2 separate regions of the Mus musculus genome follow, and region 1 is linked to region 2. A link is a contact called in ENCODE POLR2A ChIA-PET data. All regions are on one chromosome and are shown on one strand. Each heading gives the region's core, a stretch centred on a gene start or an enhancer-like site at or near the end of the contact. The rest is flanking DNA. Distances are from core to core; before and after follow the strand shown. Region 1 holds the start of Upf1 (UPF1 regulator of nonsense transcripts homolog (yeast)). Region 2 holds the start of Slc25a42 (solute carrier family 25, member 42).

The links. ChIA-PET counts read pairs that join two places held with the same protein, here RNA polymerase II (POLR2A).
Region 1: POLR2A ChIA-PET joins it to region 2 with 16 read pairs in embryonic stem cell. The contact joins the promoter of Upf1 here to the promoter of Slc25a42 in region 2. POLR2A ChIA-PET finds 5 or more read pairs at or near these places in 3 of 5 experiments (Patski and embryonic stem cell).

Annotation. Positions count from the first base shown.
Region 1 is chr8:70,351,892-70,354,591 of GRCm38, reverse strand. It overlaps Upf1 (UPF1 regulator of nonsense transcripts homolog (yeast)), which reads left to right and starts at 1,313. Exons shown (of 24, transcript NM_030680.3): 1 at 1,313-1,814. The coding sequence starts at 1,599.
Region 2 is chr8:70,211,012-70,213,711 of GRCm38, reverse strand. Slc25a42 (solute carrier family 25, member 42) reads left to right here and starts at 1,431. Exons shown (of 8, transcript NM_001007570.2): 1 at 1,431-1,484.

The sequences.
Region 1 (2,700 bases), core at 64-2,563, 140 kb before region 2:
CATCTCCAGAGTCCTGGGAGACTGCGCCTCTACACTCAGCATCTGTTTTTGTGTGTTTTGAGATGATGTAATGTTGGGTGTCCTGAACTTCGCTCTGTAGACAAGGCTGGCCTCAGAGTTACAGAGATCTCCCTGCCTTCGACTCCTGAGTGCTTGGATTTTAAGGAGTGTCCTTACTGGGAGATCCACCCAAGCAGAGGCAGCCACCCTCCTGGGTTTTTCCCTCGCAATAAATCTCGTGTTAGGTTTGTTGTGTGCTGTGACTTTGTTCTATTTCTTGGCTCCCAATTGCCAGGATCTTTTGGAGCACAGCTGAAACACTTTGGGGAACCACCTCCACCCCTCCCCCTGCCCAAGCAGAGCAGATACACTTCTGTGGGGGGAATGCCTTTCCCTTCAGAGCTGCAACACTTACACTTCCTCCACTGAAGAGTGGGAAGGAAACCCAGGGAGGAGTGTTTCTCTAAGTCTCGCAGCTGGCTGTGGATGCTCATCAGTTGGTAGCTTCTGCCTAGCACACAAGAGCCCTTAGTTCCGTGGTCAACATTGCATGTACACCTGTCACCCCACCACCAGGCACTTTGAGGCAGGAGGATTCCCCCGAATTCCAAACCAACCATGGTTACAGTGTGAGACCCTCAATCAAAACCAAAACAGGCCGGAGAAATGGCTCAGAGTTGTGCACCCAGCGCTTACAAGAGGAGCTCACATCCATTCATAACTAGTTCTAGGGGACCTGACCCCTTCTCAGCGATTCCCAGGCTAGCTCGGACCAGTGCGACTTGATCGCAAGACAAAAGAAGCATTTATCTTCACAGGCTTCAGGAGTGCTCGGGGTAGCAGTGACTACCATTTGGCAGAGTCCCCGCTCCCTACTCATTTATTCAATCGATGAATACTGAGAATGGCCACGAGCCAAGTGACAGACGGGGTAACTAAGGTTCAAGGAGTGCAGGTGCGTGGTCCCCGTGCCACAGGCTCCACACCCAAAACCTTCTGGAGAGAGCCTCAATCAGCACCTAACGAACATCCAGCCCTGAAGCCCGGAGGTGAGGACGTCGCATGCGCGCATGCGCACCGCTAGGCAGCAGTTGGGGCGGGGCCAAGTTCGCGAGCCCAGGTCCTTTAGGCGGTTGAAGGCCCGCCTCTTCGCGCAGGCGCACGGCGAGTTCCGCCCTCCCGCTTAGCTCCCAGTGCTCCGGTGCGGTTGGCTACTTTCCGGGAGGAACGCGCGCGCCTGCGCCGGCGTCGGACTCGCGCACGCGCATCTGTGCCGGCGTCCGGCTCGCGCACGCGCACCGCAGCGGTGGCGGCGACGGCGGTTCCTGTCCAGGGGTCTGAGAGCGGCGGTCGGCTTTGAGGCGAGCAGCGTTACGGAGGGGCGCGGCGGCGGCGGCGGCGGCGGCGGCGGCGGCGGCGGCGGCGGCAACTCAGAGCTCAGAACCGGCGGCCCGGCTCTGCTTTCGGAGGCCGACTCGGAGCCCGCCCGGCTCTCAGGGCGGCGGCAGCGGCTACTCCGGATTACGGCCTAGGCCTAGCCGAAGCCTCGGGCTCGAGTGCGGTGAGGCGCCCGCTGAAGGCGCGGCCCGGGCGGCAGGATGAGTGTGGAGGCGTACGGCCCCAGCTCGCAAACACTCACCTTCTTGGACACTGAGGAGGCCGAGCTGCTCGGCGCCGACACCCAGGGCTCCGAGTTCGAATTCACCGACTTCACCCTTCCCAGCCAGACGCAGACGCCCCCCGGCGGCCCCGGCGGCGCGGGAGGCCCGGGCGGAGCGGGCGCAGGCGGCGCGGCCGGCCAGCTCGACGCACAAGTGAGTTGAGCGGCGCATGGCGGCGCCGGAAGCCGGGCGGGCGCGGGAGCTGCGGCGCTAGATCCCAGTTAACCAGCCTTGGGCCCCTGTGAACCTGAGCCAGGTCCCAGTTAGACGGCGCTGGTCCGAGCTACCGGCTTCAGGTCCAGTTAACAAGCCTGGGTAACTGCTTCCTGCTCTGGCTCCTTAAACATTAAGTCCCTATTGGCCAGCTCCAGTTACCCACCCTGGATTCTTGTTTAAACTGCCCAGGTACCCGCCACCTGCCCTAGGTCTCTGGTACCTTATTACCAGATCTGGTTCCCGTTACTTGCCCTTTTCCCAGATCTCTGCTTCCACCCTATTCCAACTACCTCTTCCAGGTCTACCTGCCACAGTCATTGCCACCTGACTCAGGTTCCTGCTACCTGCCCTAGTCCTTGCTGCTCTGGCCCACCCAGCTACCTACCATCTTCTCTGATTCCCAGCCTCTTGTCCCAGCTACTTGCCACCTGTCCTTTTTTCCTCCACCCTGCTAGGCTGGGCAGTGACCTGCATTAGTGTCCCTCCTGTAGCGCAGGATCTGCTCGGCTCAAGGCTTAAGCCAGAGCTTCCCTCACTCCCCTCCTAGGTATGTCTAAGGTGACCTGTCCACAGTTGCTATCCTCTGGACGGACCCACATTGCCCTCCAGGGTCACCTGTTTGGCTAGTCCAACCACCCCATCTCACCCTTTTGCCACTTCATCCACCACCCCCTCCAGCCAGGGTTCAAGTTCAAGTTTGGGTTAGGGGTTCCCTGGAGCAGAGCCAGGGTTTTGTCGCCTCAAGTGGAAATAGCCCACTTTGTGGATGGAGAGGTGACTGCCGGTTTGTTTTTCCTTCTGGGTTGCCTGTTGCTGAAACCGG
Region 2 (2,700 bases), core at 182-2,681:
CAAAACAAAAACAAATAAAACAAATGTATTTTCCCCACTTTCAATGTTGATTGATGTCTGGTTTTTAGGAAGAGACATCCCATGTACACAAGCTTGCTTTAATTAATTGCTTGCTTTAATTTTCTTGGCCATGATTTGGGTCGGTGGTCTTTCTCCTTGAATCTGTAGGATTAACATTTACCCATTGAGCCATCTTGCTGGCTCCTTCTGTTTCCACAAAGGGGTCAGGGAGGCAAGATTGAACCTAAGGATTGCTCTGTCCAAGGCTTGAGCAGACTGAGTAACTCAGGTCACTCCGTTCCCCACTGTCTTACTACCCTTTCTGAGGGGGTTCAGAGCTTCAATATACAAATTGAACAGCTAAAGTGCTCTGTAACCTTGGTCAAAGAGCTTGACCTCTCTGTGTTCCCTTTGACATGTGGTTGTATTTATTGTTTGGTTAATTCACCAGTTACCACAAACACAGGGATGTCATAAGATCTCGTAAAGGATAAAGCTTGGACCCAGAGACGTCACTTTCTGAAAGTCAGATCACGTCAGCAGGATTGCACTTTTGCTTCCCATGTTTTGCACATGAACTCAAGTAGCAGAGGAAGGCTGAGTGATCTGAGTTTCTGCCCTTTGTATCATCGGCAGGGGAACAGTAAAGGAGGGACGGGCTGAGAATTAACCAAGAGTGTTTCAACTGTCAAAGTCTAAATTCAGGAAAGAGTAAAGCTTCTGAGCGCCATGGGAACCTGAGGAGTCTGCGCGGAACATACTAGATCATCCAGGGCAGACAAGATAGTTATGGTCTGTACCTAGCGCGCCCACCCCTGGAAGATGCACCGCCTACAGCTTCTGCGATTGGTCCCAGGACCTGTACATCTTTAGTGTCGCAGTCAATCATCGTTGCCCTCCGGGCTACACCCTCCGATCCTCGAGCTTCGCCCTTGCCCAGCGCGCCAGCTTACTCAGAGCGCTGACCTTGCTCTTCAGCGATTGGCTAAGAGGGCTGTTTCCAGGCCCCGCCCCCTCCCTTCAGTTATTGGCCCAAAGCGTTGCTTGTTTTCTGCAGAATCCAATCCTCGCTTCTGTCTCCTTGTGCCCCGAATTCTCAGAAACCAAGAGCCGCCTTTCCTCTTAGCTCCGCCTATACCCCTTGGCAATTGGCCGGAAGCTCTGCCCATTTTCTGCGGGTTCCAATTCTTGAACGCCCCCCACCAGGCCTCTCCGCCTTGTACCCGGTGTAGAACGCTCAGAAGAACCAGGGCCGCCCCTCCATGTAGCCTCGCCCCTTCCTTTAGCGATTGGTTAAAAAGGATGCCCGTCTGTGCCATGCTTACCAATTCTTGCCGTCTCCAGCGCTGATTGGACAGGGCGTGACCAATGGCGGCAGGGCCTGGGCCCCTCCCGGCCTCGAGCTTAGGGCCCGCGCGAGGCGGGGCTGCAGCGGCTGAGGCGGCTGAGGCAGTAGCGGCAGCAGCGGCGACGCGTCCGGGCAGGTGAGCGCGACCCAAGGAGTGCAGGCGCCAAGGGGCGACGCGGGGTGGCGGGGTTCTCGCGGCCCGGGCTGGGAGGAAGCGCGGCATGGGGCCGTTTCGTTGTGACAGCAGTGTCGCGAGCGTGGAGAGGTGACAGATCCCCTCACACACCCTGTGTTTCGCGCGTCCTCGGGGTCCCCACGGCCAGGCCGAACCCTAATTTCACACCGAGCTGCCCTGAGAGTGACAACCCCTGTGAGGCCAAGGTGGCCGCTTACGCACCCAACATGCGTGCCTCGCAGACCTGATCTTCCTCAGCCCGCTGCGTGTCCTTCCTTTGGAACCCGGGTGGACGCTTCGGGTGCAAGCTTCGGGTGCCACCCGGACGCGGCTGCTACACACGTGCACCTGCGTGCCTCTCCCCGTCCCTGTCGCGCAACCATCGCTTCACTCCCAAAGCAAAGTCCACCTAACTTGTGGTTTTAAATTTTTTATTTTCGTCCCCCGTGTAGTGCGAGTGGTGGCTTGGTTTTGGAAACCGTGTTTCACTGTGTAGAGCCAGCTGGTCTGGAACTCACAGAGATCTCCCTGCCCCTGCCTCCCAAGTGCCAGGATTAAAAGTGTGGGGTACCACCTGGTCTGTTATTGCTTTAACAGGGCTTTTAAATTTATTTCTAGCATTTCATTTTATTGTATTTATTTATTGATTAGTTTTGGAGTCAAAGTCTTGCACTGTAACCCAGGTTGTCCTTGAACTTTTATAAAGAGTGCTTGAGGTCAGGTGAGATGGCTCAGCAAACTGAGTTTTTGGGAACTGCCAAAAGTTGTCCTCTGATCTCTACATGGGCTCTGTGGCACACACGTAAATACACACACACACACACACACACACACACACACCACAATATGTATATGTATATGCATATAAAATCACTTCTTGACACAGCATGATGTTATGAGTCATCTGTGCACTGAACAGGTAGAGGTAGGATCAGAAGTTCAAGGTTACCTTGGCTACACACAGTGAATTTGAGTAGCCTGGTCTGTTTAAGACCTTGTTTCACAAAAAGAAAGGAAAGAAAACTAATGAGCAAACAGTGCATAGACGGGAGTGGAGTTGGTAGAGTGCTTGTTTGAAGTTGGGGGTTCCATTCCTAGCACCAGAGAAACCAGGTGTGGGGGTACACACTTATCATCTCAGCAGGGGGATCTGGAGTTCATGTCCAGCCTGGGCTAC